Regions from separate parts of the Mus musculus genome. Here region 1 is linked to region 2. Evidence: chromatin loops called from intact Hi-C (ENCODE). Cell type or tissue: left cerebral cortex. All regions are shown on one strand.

Evidence for each region. A loop is a pair of places that touch in the nucleus more often than their neighbours do. Peaks named below come from ENCODE experiments on the same cell type or tissue, not always from the same donor. Only the 100,000 strongest peaks of a DNase experiment are listed, where the experiment ranks them.
Region 1: a loop joins it to region 2, with 2.3 times the contacts of the local background. A loop is called at or near these places in 2 of 42 quality-filtered maps.

The regions. Positions count from the first base shown.
Region 1 is chr7:83,949,264-83,957,263 of GRCm38, forward strand. It overlaps Cemip (cell migration inducing protein, hyaluronan binding), which reads right to left. Exons shown (of 29, transcript NM_030728.4): 19 at 6,195-6,230; 20 at 5,958-6,113; 21 at 3,524-3,704; 22 at 2,140-2,355. Among named protein-coding and RNA genes, the nearest start is that of Gm30440, 17 kb to the right of the region's middle. In left cerebral cortex, no CTCF peak of the experiment used is centred here; no DNase peak of the experiment used is centred here.
Region 2 is chr7:84,025,936-84,033,935 of GRCm38, forward strand. The region is part of intron 1 of Cemip (cell migration inducing protein, hyaluronan binding); the gene reads right to left. Among named protein-coding and RNA genes, the nearest start is that of Cemip, 57 kb to the right of the region's middle. In left cerebral cortex, no CTCF peak of the experiment used is centred here; DNase peaks (open chromatin) are centred at 348, 2,690, 3,331, 3,638 and 2 more places.

The DNA.
Region 1 (8,000 bases), 77 kb before region 2:
TTAAACACTGTACACACTAGGCAAGCACTCTAGCACTAAGCTGTACCCTAGGCCTTCTTTTATTCTTTGTGTCAACGAGGGTCTCATTAAGTTGCCTGCCCAAGCTGGTCTTAAAACCCACTCTGTAGCTCTAGCAAGCCATGAATCTGCAATTCTCCTGCCTCCACTTTCCTAGCAGTTGAGATGTCAGGGCCTGTAGCACTTGGGAGGGGTGTATTCAAACTCTACTGCAGATACAACTAGGCCTTTGCTCTGAGAGTGTGTTTGTGAGTGTTGTCCTATTCACTCTCTGCCTCAGCCCATGGACCAGGTGGATAATGCTAGAAGTGTGGCTGCTCCCTGATGGTTTTGGTCACCCTTCAGTGATGCAGGCATGATTCCCACCCACAAGCTCTCCTCCCCTCCTCTTCTGTAGTCCATCATTCCCACTGGTATCTTCGCCCTTGCCCTGTCCACACATGTGGCAGAAGCCTGGCTCTGGATCATCGTCCTTTGCCATTGCTTCTAGAGCTCTCAGTTGGGGCTGAGAAAATCCCCTAGCCTAGGAGAGAGGCATTGTTTCAGTCTCCTTTTCAACACTGCTCGGCAGGCCGTCTGCATGCCTCTTGTCAACAGTTCCCATGTTCTGCAGCGGCTCCTCCAGCCATCATCGCTCTCTGCAGGCCCACTCCTGGATTCTCAGCCCATGACCTCACTCTCCAGTTCAGAAAGAAACTGCCTCAACTTCCTGTCCTTGCTCTCCTTTTGTTAAAGCCAGCCCTTCTCCCAACCTGCACTCTGTTCCCACCTGGCTTCTGGAGCCCTGTCCTCTCAGCATGGCACTGACTTTCTCTCTACCTCTATTCCTTCACCAAATCTCCATTTAGCTATTCTCTTAAAGTTCCACTTTCTGACGTCTGCTATGGTGATGAGGATGCCCACCATGGTCTTGAAGACACCTTCACTCACATACGTCCTTTTCTGGCACACCTGGCATTGTGCTTTTTTCTTAATCAGACAGTTTTCTCTGGCCTCTTTCAATTCATTAATTCATTCACGCCTTCACCACTCATTCATCTAAGTAAAGGCAGTAATGGTCACAGGGTCATGGCATTATTTCAGGTTGTTACATTCCAGACATTGTATAGCACTGTTTTGTGTGTTAGCCATGGGTCACAAGTACACAATGACTCCTGGACATGAAGACAATATGGCCTAGGAACCAGTTTAAAAATGCCGTTTTAATGAATTTAAATCACAAAGTGCAATAAATTTCAAAACAAAAGCAGTGAAAAAAAAGTCTTCTTATTAAAACAGAACTTGATTATTTTAGTAGGCCCCTGTGTTACTTTGAGGAGAACTAACATTTCCAAAGGAATGGGCTAGTGGGATACAGCGATGGCTCAGTAGTTAAGAGCACTTGCTCCTCCTACAGAGGACCTGGGTTCAGTTCCCAGCACCTACATAGTGGTTTACAACCATCCATAACTCCAGTTCCAGGGGAACTGACACCTTCTTCCAATCTCTGTGGGCACCTACATGCAAGAAGTGCATATACACATATGCAGGCAAAACACTCATACACATAAAATAAATATTAAGAAAGAAGTGGACTAGAAATATAAAATATATATGAAAGCTTGAAGTCTGAACAGAAAGAAATTGATTGATAACTTTTATATTAACTACATGTTGAAAGGATAATATTTTGAATATGTGTAAAATACTATTGAATTAATTTCTCTCTCTCTTTTAACCTTTTAACATGACTACTAGGAAAGCTATGGCTAGCATTATATTTCTTTTCCTAAAAAAGGACAGGAGGAAGGATTTTATTTGTATTATCTAAAATCGTTCCTAAAATATCATCACAGAACTTTGGCTTTTAGCTTAAGTTTACACATGAGGATGCTGAGACTCCAGGGGTGACGCTGCAGACCAGCAGCTAGTAAGTGCTAGGACTGGACATGATAGACCCAGTACAGTGTGTTGACTGAAAATCCTGTGGATTGGGAGTGAAGGGCAGAAAAAGGAGGGAAGGAACAGCTTGCATCATTCTTGGCCCAACATAGAACTAACTGGACACACGGAAGGCTCTCTGAGTCCTTGTCACGTGAGTGAGAGAGTGAGATAGTGAGTGGTTTAGAGTGGCATCCCCACCTGTGCATAGCGCCCACTGCAGATGGCCCCTCTCCAGTCTGGGACATTGATGCAGTCTGGGTGTCGGACCAGCCAGTTGTCGTCCTTAGTGAGATAGGAGCCAGGGTACTCCGACACAGAGCCGTCCAGATCATGGAACACAGATGTCTTGTCCCCGTCCATGTCCAGCTGGTTGAACCAGGGCCCGGGCTCTCCGAAGAACACTCTGGAAGTAATCTGAACAGAGCCCAGGAAAATAAGCCTGAGGCAGGAGGTGAACGGAAACTGCAGCCGTCATCAGGCCAGGGCAAAGTTTCCAATTTCCGCTGACATTACGAAGCAGCCAGACAGAGGCTGCCCTTGGGCACTAGAGGAAACCGCATGGCTGACCATCTCATGGAGCCCAAAAAACAGTCAGAGTGTCACCATGCCTTAACCCCCAAAACTAGCACACAATTCTGGCTCTGCTCACTGGTTTGTCTGTCGTAGGTGGCCTTAGAGGCTGATCTGCTAGAGGAGGGGCTTAGGATTGGAAGAATTTGAGTGTTCTGTAGAATGGGCTGGTGAAGGGGGAGGTTGTGTGGGTGTTTGTATGAGAAAGTGTATAGGGGGTACCTGTGTGTGAATGTGTGGATGAGCTTTTATGTGTGGTGGGTTTAAGGAGGACAGGTTCACGGTGAAAGCCATTGGATATCTCTGTCACTGACCTCCTACAGGCTCTCGGGTCTGAGAGAAGAAATTCCATAACTTAAGTTTTGTATTGTCACAGTGGCCTTAATCTGTGAGTGAGCAGACAGGCAAAGGCAGTAGCAGGAAGGAGGAGGAAGAACTGAGGAGGAAGAGGGCAAGGAGGAGAGGAGTGGGAGGAGGGAAAGGTTTGGAAGACCACAGTGTTTCTCTCCACAGGCTATATATGTTGTCTGCTGTAGATAATGAGAAGTAGCAGTTCTCACAGGCATCCTTGGACTGCTCTCCTGACCCTCAGCTCCCCACGCTGTCCCCATGTGCAGCCAGGAAAGTCCTGTTTACATCAACTTTCAGGATGAAGTCAAACAATGTCTTCAGAAGACTTCCCTTGGGTACTGCTAGAATTTTGAGATGATCTGTGCCAACTCAGGTAGCCTGGTTCCATCATCCAGCTCATCATTCAGAACCCAGGAGTTCTTCCTGAGGTACAGATGGAAGGCCAGCGGGCACTCACCCAGACTTGACCTCTTGCTGTGATCTGAACTTGTACTCTTCCAGTCTGGGCAGAGAGCAAACTGGGACGTGGCCCAGCCTACTTGGAGGAAGCTATTCCACCCTTGTGGTGATGGCAACAGCTCAATCTCCAAGCCGTGGGGGACAAGTGAGTCATCACTTGAAGCCTGGCTGTGCCAGGAGCCTGTCCTGACACCACACTCACCGGGACATCCTCAAAGGCTATGTTGGTCACATTGTTGTGAGGGCAGCTTTGCCAGGCATTGTTTAGGCGGAAGGCCAAGGCACTGGTGTGCCTGCCCTCGAGGGCCGCGAACTTGCGGAAGGTGCAGTTCTGGATGTTGATGGGGCCATCGTAGAACTGAATTCCTCTAATGGGAAAATTCCTGTGGAGTTAAGGAAGACAGGTGTCAGCTGAGTGCCATGTTGTTTGCTTCTTTGGAGGTGAATGACAAGAAATTTTTCTGGGTGAAGTTATTCCTGATCCCCCACCTCCAGCAACTCCTTCCACTGAAAATCATTAAGTTAATTAATTCACTGGGAAGGCATTTATGGGCACAGTATCAATGATGGATAAATGTCTGTATAGATGGATGATGGATGGTAGGGATACATTGACTGGATAATGTTTGGTAGAGGAATAGATGGTGGATACATGAGTGCATGGATTGGGGTGGATGGATGGGTAGACGGATGCTGGCTGATAGGCAGATGGATGAATGGATGAATAGATGGGGAGTTTGTAGGTAGATGGATGGTAGATGAATAGATGGAGGGTGGCTGGATGAGTAGATGAATGGATGATAGACAGCTAGTTGGCTGAATGACTAGTAAGTTGGTAGATAAATAGATGTCTATCAAGTTGTTGGCTTAGGGATCTGTTTAGGCAGTTTCTCTACTCTTCCCATCAATGTGTCCAGTCACTAGGAAAATACTGTAAATACTTCTAGAGGCTGCCAGTATTTCGTCCCTTGAGGGAGGGGAGCACTGTTAGTCACTATCGTCCTAGTTTTAGTTGCTATAACAGTTTAATCAGATTAAGATCCAGATGCGTTTCCTCTGTAAACCTATCCACAGGCAATGTGCTGGGTTTAGGAAATAGGAACAGAAATACAAAGAATAAGCAATGATTGAAAAGAATTACAGTACAACTTTTAAAACATTGCCAGAGGCAAAGACAGCTTTTGCTAGAAAAGCAAGACCACAGATTGACACAGGGCCCCTGAGAAGGTCTGATACTGGCAAGTAACAGGAAGGAATTGGGAAGAGGTGGAAGCTGGGAGACATGGAGGGACCAGGGAGGAATCAGTGACAGAGCAGGGAGGAGGGGCTCAGTGGTACCTCCTCCACTTACTTGACACTCTTGAGCAGGGTATGTGAAAGGAAGGCCCATGGGGGACTGGTCAGATTGCTTGGTAGCCTTTCCCAGGGCTGGTTACAAATCTAAGCTGGTCATTTTCTATGCCTAACATGTCCTTTTATACCCACGTCTCTGCTTCTGGCTTGGTCCCTTCCCTTCTCTTCCTTGTGGAGCTTAGGGAAGCAAGGGAATGAAGATGAAAAAGAAAGTACATGAAGGCTCTGATCCCAAAGAGAGACTGTCCCCAGCTGTCCCTACTCTTCTATTCAGGCTCCCAGATAATGCATATGGCTCCCAAGAAGTCTCTACTCACCCCCAAATTCCCTGTGTTTCAATATTTTTATATTAGTAAGCAGTGGTACCATCACCTTGGATCTTGGTTCTCATAGGGCCCATCCATGCATTTTTCCAGTTAAAGTGTTCAGGTAGCACATTTTTGCTAGTTCTACATAAACCATATGTTTAAGATCCTAACCTTCCTCAATAAAAACTGCAAGGTCCTTCCTAGGTCTCTTCTCTCAGAAGCATTGCGAGAAACCTGTCTGAGCCTATCAGGAAGTCACCAGAATATCCTGTCCCTGGAGGGTAGTAACCTTCTAGAAAGAAATTCTAGAAATGAAGACTCAGAATCACTTATAAATAAAAGGGTCTTCCATATCTCTTAAAATGGAAGAAAGGGCTTCTTGATAAGTCAAGAAGACCAGGTGAAAGCCTCTGTATGCCTCCAGGTGCACTCAGGTGGAAAGTTTCAGTGTGTATGTTTCTGTCCTGATTATAGCAGCAAAAACTGTTCTTTTCATGAAAAGAAGACTAAACCAATTCTAGGGCCTCAGTGGAACAAGCCTAGCCTCTTGCATGCATGGCCACCTTGAGATGATCTGTCTCTGGTTTAAGAGTCCAATCTGTGTGAGACAAGGCTGCAGGTTTGATTACTTCTGCTCATCCTGATTGCCTCTTTGCTATAATCAGAATTGAAAGACTTCATGTGAGTTGCTAAGTGGACTCAGAATCCATTTTCTGGACACCATGTTTCCCTGAACATCTAATGGTTGTGTGCTCTTTGGAATCTAGTCTACAAGTGTGTTTTGACATCTTTCCTCATTCCAGATTTCATCCTCATTGTGTCTCAACTATTACTGCAGGTTGATAGAGAGCAGAAAAATTCAAAGTCAACAAATAGAAGTCACGCATTAACTTCTTTCTTTTCACAGATATCACTCAAGCCACACACATACTCACTCACTCACACAAAGGGCAGTTCCCATCATTGCAAACCTACTGGCCAATAGGGAGGGTCCTTCCACTGTGGTCCAAGCCACCTGGACCCCAGATCCTGTTGTCCATCATTTCTGTGCCCACATTGCCACTCTCGCCAACAAACAAGCTGTTCTTTATCTCCTGCTTGGAGCCATCATCATATGGGAAGGTTCCACCACTGCAGAGAAGAGATGTCGGGAATGAGATGTCCAAACATAAACTCCCACGAAAGACCAGTCACAATGGCAGTCACTCTTACCTGGCCAGGGTCAGACCAATGCCATTATCAGCAAACCTAGGGACAAGAGCAGACAGTCAGCCCATGCTCTCACTCCACAGTCAATGAGGTGGTGGAAGGAAGGACTCTTCTTTGTCAACAGAGTCTATGTGGACATCCTTGGGGTAGGAGTTTTGGTGAGGGAATTGTAATTTTCCACTTTACACAGCAAATGGCTATTCTGGTTCCTCCTCACAGATTTGGTATTCCTTGGAGTGGCAGGTAAAGAGCTAGAAGATGTACCCAGCTTGGCATGGGTACTCAGTGACTCAGCATGTGGGAACATGGAGCTTTAGCTACAGGAGGGCTAGGACTCACAGGCCTCTTTTGCCAGCCCACCTCTGGTTGAGCCCCCAGAGCCTGTGGGGTTGATCAGGAGAAATGGAAGGCAGTGGGTAGTGGGATGGGTGGGGGGCTGTGTTTTCCCACCCCAAGGCCAGCACTACTGAACGTAGGCTATGTGAGGACTACTCTTAGCCATAGTAAGAAACTGAAATAGCCTCATGAAGTAGCTGGACCTTGGGTCTGTGCTGCCTTCATCTCCTTTGTTCCTCGTCTCCCTTCCTGTCCAGTACACCCCAAGAGGTTCATCTCCTCTGGGCACCATTTTCATGCGCCATCGCTGCTTCTTGAATCTCCAGTGGCTTCACATCTCCTATAAGCCCAAGCCCAGGTTTTGCTCTGGCACCAAGTCCCAAGTCATCTTTGTTCCCTTCTGTTTCAGCCATGCTGGGCTGATCCTGATTTCCACAAGCTCTCCAGTTCCCAGCACACCTCAACGGAGCTTTCTTTCAGCACTCTGTGTTTCCTCCTCAAAGATCTATCTAGCCAAACCAATCAACCAAGTCTCATCTAGGGCACCAAGCTCTCCATCTCTCTTTTAATCCCTGTCCCCAGCTTTTCCTCATCTCTGGTATCACCTGGCGTTTTGCTATGGTCCCTTCACATTCCACTGTGACCCTAGGGACATTATAGACACTCACAACTTCCTTTTCCATCCATATGGGTGACTCAAACATTTGTCCTATCTTGTTTTTGGAAGATTTGAGACATTTATTCTGCATTCTTTGTGAGAATTTCCAACTCAGCACATCTTAAAACACAGCTACCCATCCCCACTTGCTCATTATGCTGAATTCTTGGGCTTATCCACACTTTCCTTATCTACGATTCTCTCCCACCAGAACTAAAGTGTGGTATTCCAGTTGGCTGTCTTCTTTCCCACCTTTAGGAGTAACCTTTTCCATACTTGCCTGCATCCAGGGATACTAGAGTCTCCCTAAGTCCCCAGCAGCCACACTGGATTAATACTCAAAGTTCTGGAAGATATCATTCTGTCAGCTCCAGACCATGTCAACTCTGTCTATGTGTAGGACCACAGCCCTGATGCCAGCCAGACTCTGGGATTCCTTAAACTGTCTAGTGGAGGATAAGAAGATGTAGCCCCTATTGGCAGGGTGCTTCATTATTTTCTTGCAGAAGGAGAACCATGTTTGGCATCAGACTTCTGGGGACTTTACATCATAAATCAATGTTTTTGGCTTGTTTTATTGGGTGTAGAATCTAATGGCCTTAAGCATCAAGCCTCTCTCTCTCTCTCTCTCCCTCTCTCTCTCTCTCTCTCCCTCTCTCTCTCTCTCTCTCTCTCTCTCTCTCTCTCTCCACTTACTAGCTATGCAACTTAAGACACTAACTGAGCTTCAATTTATCATCAGTGGAGTTAGGATTTTGTATTTTTATTTTTAAAATTTGCATTCTTGAGAAATATAGTGAGAATAAAAAAGAAAA
Region 2 (8,000 bases):
CATGTCTCAAACAGACACAGAAACAAACAAAAAAGAAGTCCCCAAAGTCATCTGTATGTGTCACTGATCAGGGGAACAGCCAACTTCCAAGACTGAAGCCTGAGAGTACAGACATAATTAACCTTGGCCTTGTCTTAGAGGCTGTACCCTGGTCTTGTTTCTGCTTTAACAGCATCAAGGTCAACTGCTTCTGGGGTGCAAACTCCCGCACCCCTCCTTCTTCACAGGAGTCCCTTCCTATCTAAGGGCAAGCCCACACCTTCAGGCCAGCGATGTTATCAGAGTGTTTGAAGTTGCTGTCTGGCACTTCATGTGGCAGGCAGTCCACCTGCCATACCTGGCTTCCAGCCAACCACACCACCTGCTCAGTTAGGGCCACCTTCTTGCCAGCCACAGCTGCTGAGTGGCTCTGCCCTGACATACTCCAGGCTATTAGGGTTTCTGGGTTCACCCTCCCTAGGCTGATCCTCACTGGAAGAAAACGCCCCTAAAAGATACGTCCTTAACAAGGGAGTTATGTTCATCTTTACCTCCCCAGAGAAAAGCCAGGCCTTGTAAGGGTCCAGATCGAGAGAAAGGGCTCCAATAACAGGCTTGGTCCAGGTCTCAAGCCTATGAATAAGCTGCTCCAGGTACCTGACCTGCAACTACAGCTTGTGTAGCAAAATGAACAACTCAGAGGCCATCCACCCAGCATGAAATTTCAAGCTGGGTTCAAATTCAGGCTTCTTTCATCTGCTGCTGGCAGAAATGGAAAATAGTGCAACTACCTCAGAACACAGGTTTTTCCTCGGTGGGTTATACCACAAGCCCCTGAATGTCTGTCTACTCCCACATGTAAACGCAAGAGAAATCAAAATCTTTGCCCATGAGAAAAAAATTTTACATGGGTAAAATTTTACACACAGCATTCATCATTCACAACAGCCAAGAACAGAAGCAGCACAAATGTCTATCAACTGATGAATGGATAAATAAATATGGTCTTTCCACAGACTAGACTATTAGTCAGCCAGATAAAGGGACAATGGAGTGATACATTTTGAACAAGGATGAGCCCTGAAGACATGCTCAGTGAGAGACCAGAAGATCACATGTTCTCTGATTCTGATGCATTTATCAGAAATGTCCACAACTGACAAAGTGACAGACACAGAAGTCAGCTAAGTGGTTGTCAAGCACTGGGGAGAGGTGAATGGAAAGCAACAATAGCCAATGACTGCTAAGTTGGGGGACACAAAATGTCCTAAAAGAAGATTACAGGGCTGCCAGTTAATAGACCCTTTACAAAAACTACTTAATCACACACTTCACATGAAGGCATTATAGATGCAAATTACATTTCAGTAAAGCTATCAGGAAGAAAAAAAATCTAGTCATTTTCTCAGTCTCCATTGGACAAGTCCCTGGGCCTCTGTTAAGCTGTGGTCTTGTCTGTCACTCAAGGATGAGAAAGAGTATCATAAGGACTGGACTGGTGTCGTGCAGCCCATGAGAACTGTTGGAGACCACTCTAGTTACTGCCATCATGTCCATGTGGTCTACAGGCATTGCCACACCCTCTCAGAGGCATGGCCTGGTGTGTAACTTTGCTTCTCAATGCATGGAAAAGAATGATGCTCAGAATGCTGACTGTCCAACAGTCAGGAAGTAAATGGCTGAATCAAGGTTAATTTTTGCTTCGTCTCATTCCAAAGTCCCCCAACTCCTCACTTGGGAATCATTGATAGAATACCTACTACTTATCAGCACTAGATTTGGCCCTAGAGAATCAGTATCTAACAGAGCGGCCGGCCCTGTTTTCTGTTTTCTTAGAGCTTGCACTTTCCTGGGGGGTAGATAACATCAATCAATCACCAAAGCAAATGAATAACAAGTGACATAGTAAATTACTGCCACAGAATGCCATGGTGAGTGTGACAAAAAGGACTGAATTCAGAGGCCTGGCAATAGGGCTACCTGCAGGACCTATGCACTTGGTCTGGAGAAGAGAGGGCAAAGTGAGTGGCTGACGTGGCCTTGAAGATGTATGTCACACTCTGAACCCTGTGTGTGAGTTTATGCAGGTGTGTGTGGGCTGGGGTGGGGAATGCATCTAACTCCACAGCAGAATACCTATGGGCCTGGTGCTACAGAAGGATTAGGAAAACAAAGAAGAAAGGAAGAAAGGAAGGAAGGAAGGAAGGAAGGAAGGAAGGAAGGAAGGAAGGAAGGAAGACAGAGAGAGAGAGAGAGAGAGAGAGAGAGAGAGAGAGAGAGAGAGAGAGAGAGAGAGAAAGAAAGAAAGAAAATATGTTCTGATGGTCTTTTCCTGGTTTTTCCTTCCTTCTGCCACCTGGTCTGGCCTAAAGTAAATTAATGGTTGTTGTGGGGACTTGGATCCATGTGGGTGGGTATAGAATCCCTGCCCCCTGAATCAGGTGGGTGTAGTAGAGGGTATGCACAACCAGGACAGGGTCAGACTGAGGTGCAGATAGGTTGGATAGAAGGGGTGTAGCAGGGAACTCTCCCAGCTCTGGATAGCAGAGCAGGTCCTGGAATGTCTGCTTTCGTCACAAATTATCAGGTGCATCTTTGCACAAGACTTCTAGGCTCAGTGTTCTTCTATTTCCTCTGGCTCAATGTGGCCCCGCCTGGTGATTCTGTCTAGCTCACTTACAAGACTTTCCACCTCCGTTCTGGCCTGTCTGCCCCACAGTCGCTGCCAAAGTCAACACAGAATGTTAAAGCCTGGAATATATGGTGTCCTAGACTCAACCAAGCTAAAAATCAGTCCAGGAAAAATGTTTTGGGAGGACACCTGTCCTCCCTAGACAAAGACCATGGAGGGAGAGTGAGGAGAAAGAGACCAGGGAACCAGAACCTGCAGGGAGATGAATGTCAGCACCCTGTGTACTCAGGGACTAATAACAGGTCTCTGTACTGTAATCTCATGCCACCCATATATCAGTTTAAAGTCACTTCCCAATAAATGCTTCTAGACTAGGTAGGCAACTTAGAGGATATTTCTAATGCTGAGAACTGGACATGCGTCTCACTGTGTTCTAGTGTCCTGCTCACCCAACAGAGGCTGCACTTGTCTGGGTTCCATGCCTTGCTGGATTCTAGAATGAGTAGGAAGCCTCCAGCATCTCTGAATATCTCCGATGTCTGGGAGTCACCTGCTCATTCCACCCAAACCCCTGCTACTCTGTATCGGCAGGCATTGAGGTAGGGTAGGGACACAGGAAATAAAGGGTGTCCTGTACAGCAGCTGGCTGGGTTCAACTGGCTTTAAAAAGCTCCAAGTGAACGGAGTAGAAATTCCTCTCTAGGCTGCCACAGCCTGTGAGTCACCCTGGGGGTGGCTTTCAGTAGCATTCTTATACCATGGAGGCTGTGGTCATCCAAAAAGCCCAGAGAGGAAGGAACAGGCAGAGTTGTAACCTGCCTAAGCTTAGGAAGAAGACTGCAGCTGTTCCCACCCCCTCCACCCTGGCATTCTGCTTATTTTAATGGCTTTTTTTTTTCTGGCCTGGGCTTCATTTCTCCAGATGCACTAAGGATCCTAGGGCATATGTTGCCAGGCAATACAGGCTGGTGGGTGGAAACCTCAGGCATAGAAGCCCAGGACAGTTTCAATTTGTCTTGCAAAAGGGAGAGTGGTCACAGGAGGAGGAAGTCCACGCCTACTGACCAGCTGCTCTCTAGGCTACAGTGGGTGAAGTGAGGGCCCATTAGCATGGCTATAGGGCAAAGGCCTTGGTGGCATGCCTTCTGGAGATAGATGTCTGGCCAGCTTCCCAGTATTGTCTTCCATCTTCACCTGGCCATGTTTCAAATTCACAGGAGCCCTTGGGTAATTCCTGTTCCTCCTCCTTGCCTTAGATTTGCCATCTGTAAGGTTATAAGTCTCCCTCTCTCCCTCTCCCTCTCTCCCTCTCCCTCTCCCTCTCCCTCTCTCCCTCTCCCTCTCCCTCTCCCTCTCCCTCTCCTTCCCCCTCTCTCCCTCTCCCTCTCTCCCTCTCCCTCTCTCCCTCTCCCTGTCTCCCCGTCTCCCTGTCTCCCCGTCTCCCCGTCTCCCTGTCTCCCTGTCCCCCTGTCTCCCTGTCTCCGTCTCCCTGTCTCCCTCTCTCCGTCTCTCCGTCTCTCCCTCTCTCCCTCTCTCCCTCTCTCCCTCTCTCCCTCTCCCTCTCTGCCAAGTGGCTGCAGTCTCTAAATCATTTGTGCCTGACTCTTGTCAGCATGTATAAGGGGCCTTTCTCCTGAGCCTAGGCTGGACTGCCAGGAACTGAGTGAGAGGGTAAGGGGGTGGGGGTAAGGAGAAAATCTTTCAGATTGTAAAATTCACAGCTGCTCCTACTCACACTTTGTGCCCTCCATGCCACACACAGAGCCGGGAGGTACAGGTGAGAGGAGCTTCCTCAGGCCTGGTGTCTTTGACTGCTGAGTGAATGTAAGCACACCCAGCCTCACAGGAGCACAGCATGTGTGGGCTGGAAACAGACAAGGCTAAGACAGTCAAAGATTTAGCCTAACTCTACTTACTAGTTCCAAGCCCCGGGAACTGTTAGTTTCCTCCTTCTCTTCATTCTGACCCTCAGAACCTAGAACAGTGGGATATGCATGGTAGTTTTCCTGACAGGCCATGGAGATGCCTAGTGTTCTTCTACTGGTTCACTAGACTTGTCCTGGTTACCAGCCACGTCCTTCTGTGTGTCTCAAACCTCTTGCCCAGTCCAGAGCATCACCCCACGAGCCAAACTCTCTCCTCTGTTTTCAATTTCAGTTGATGGCCTGAACACTAACCTGAACAGAGTAGGTTGCTTCCTGGATCTCTCCCCACACACTCATCCCTGATACTCATCTTCTGTGTTGTCCTCCACAGGTCTCAGGAATTCATCTCCTTACTTCCTGGTTTTTTTGATCTTATCTTCTCTAAAGTCTCCTTTCAGTATCTCCAGGATTGTAACCCTCTCCACACCCAACCAGAGCCATAGCTTCCCTTTGTCCTCAAATTCCTCAACCTTTGTCTGCTGGTCTGCCCCTCGCTGCCCAGCAGGACAAGACTTCTCTGGAGAGTTATTGACTAATGATCAGTGAACATGGTAGCACAAAAAGGGTTTGGGGAAATGAGAAGTTCAACAGTGGGAGAAAAGAATGAAAGGCAGCCAAGATAAGGAGCTGCGGATGGCCTAGCTGATAGCCTTTACATGACCAGGACTGTTTCAGAGGCTAAGAAAGGATCGATAGAACAGCATATCTACCTTACAAGCACGGATCTGAGTTTAATCCCTAAGACTCCATAGTTTAAAAATCCAGGTGTGGCAATACAGTTGAAATCTCAGCACACAGGAGACAGGCAGGTGGATCACAGGGGCTCATTAGCCAGCCAGTCTAACCTACTTAGTGAGTTCAAAGACACTTAGAGAAATAGTCTCAAAACACAAGGTGGATGGCACCTGAGGAATGACAGCTGATATTGTCCTTTGGCCTCAGTACACATATGCATTCATAAACATAGACATACACAGACACAAAGACATAGACATAGACCCACATACACAGACAAACAGATGCACAGACAGACAGATACCTCTCTCTCTCTTCTCTCTCTCTCTCTCTCTCTCTCTCTCTCTCTCTCTCTCTCTCTCTCTCACACACACACACACACACACACACACACACACACACACACACACACACACCTAAGTAAAAGAAGAAGTTGGCATAGATGACACCCAAATGAGTTTCCATGCAGGTTGTGTAGGTTGTTGAAGACCTGGTATTGTGTCTTTGGGAAGAGTTTTGGCTTAAGAGGAGTTCAAGAAACTTGCAACACCAGTGTGATGGGTAGCTTTATATCAACTTAACAGAAGCTAAAGTCATCTGAGACGAGGGGATCAATTAAGAAAATGTCTCCATAAGATCAGGATGTAGGCAAGCCTGTAGAGCATTTTCTTAATTAGTGATTGATGGGGAAGGGCCCAGCCCATTGTGGATGAGGTCAACCCTGGGCTGGTGGTACTGGATTCTACAGGAAAGCAGGTTGAGCAAGCCATGAGGAGCAAGTCAATAATCAGCACTTCTTTATGGCCTCTGCATCAGCTCCTTCCTCCAGGTTCCTGCCCTGTTTGAATTCCCGTCCTGACTTCCTTTAACAAAGGACTATAATCTGGAAGTGTAACTCAAACTCTTTCCTTCTCAAGTTGCTTTGGTCATAGTGTGTCACCACAGCAATAGTAACCTTAACTAAGACAACCAGTGTAGCTTATAATCTGTTCCAGGGACCATGCTAGGTACTTTCCATTCATCTCCATATATGATTATGACCAAGAAGGAACTGATGCCCTGTTTTACAGATGAGGGATTAGAAAATTTGGTAATTCTCTCAAGGTCATATGGACAGTTAGGAAGAGTTGTTGGCTACATCTGACTCTATCTGAGCTTATGCCTTTCCCTTTTCCCCTTCCCCATGAGCTGCTGCCATTGATTTCCTACTGATATGGGCAATTGCACTGACTGGTCAGCCTCTCTTGGCCAACGCCTTTTAGAGGTTGGGCACTGGTGTCTACCAAGGATCTGGGAGAGGGGAAACTATGAGCAGAGAAGGAGATAACAGAGATAGAAAGAACTGCTCTACACATATCTTGTGAACCAACCCAATGGAGTGATATAGACTAAGACTAGAAATGCAAGAGAGGAGGAAGGGATGGATGGAGGGATGATGGATAGATGGAGGGAGGGAGAAGACAGGGTGAGAGGAAGGAAGGGAGAGAGAGAGAGAGAGATGCCTCCCCAATGCCTCCCTCTGTCCTTGTGTCAAGGTAACAGCAAGAACCAAGTCACATGAAACACTCTTCTCCCTTTGTAGAGAGTGGAAGAGCACTCGCTGTGCTGTCTCTGGGCTTTGGAGTCTCCCTCAATCATTCGTCCCCTTCCCTCCATTTTCTGTTATTGACATGGAGACTGTGGTTAGATGAGGGATCTGAGTGTCTACAAGCTGAACACAGTAGTCACTAACTCACTACCCAGGGAGAGTCTGGCCTGCAGATGTGGTTGGCTCAGCCTACAGTGCTGTTTGTAAGAATTTGTCACAACTGAGAAATTTCACACACATTTCTGGAGTTCCAGATTTGCTGGAAAATCTGCAGCTCCAGCAACTGTCAGATGGAAGGGACTGCAGCTGCTACCTCAGCTGGGCAGAGCTGCTCTTCTGGGAAATGCAGAGGAGGGGTACCCTCAGGTCATCCCTGGCCAAGGTCCCAGGTGCTGGGAGAGAGGCTGTACCTTCCTGTGCTTGTAGCTGGTGAGGACACAGAGTGGCTTTGTCAGCTAATGAAGCTGAGGCATGGTGGCCCCACAGTGGGGAGCCAGGCAGCCTCCAAGCTGCCTATTTCTTGACCACGGGGCTCAGGCCCTCCAGGAAGGCTTCTGGGACTTTTAATGCAACATCAAACACATCTGGCTTCCTGGCCTGGACACCCTAGGGCTCTTCCTCTGGCCACAGTGCCCCTTACCCCACCTCCCACATGCCCCAAGCTGGTCTGCCCAGGGCACCTGGGCAAACACTTGGGCACTGCAGGCTCAGGCTGGCTGCCCACACTTCGGGCTGGTGGCACCCTACAATCTGAGCAGTGTATCCCAGGCAGCTCCCTGGAGCTCAAACCTGTTTACTTCCTCTGGGAGTCAGCGATGGCAAGGAAGCCATCTCAGAACCAGCAGGCAGACTTTTCTTTCCGACTTCAAGAAGTTTCCAGAAAATCCAAGCACATATTTCATAACAGCAGCCTTGCCATAGCTCTAGAGGCAGAGCCAAGAAGAAGGGCAGAGCTGTCAAGCCAGCAGGGCTCAGAGAGGTGGGAGAGTGCCCACAGGCCAGGGTGACTTGCAGGATTGGGCCAGGCAGCTTGGAGAGCCCAATCTTCCTCTCATGGAGCAGGACACAGTAGACAGTCATCTCTGCTCCTATTGGCCTGGAGTTCCCATCCCTCCACCATAGTTTTAGCTCCCAGAAACCT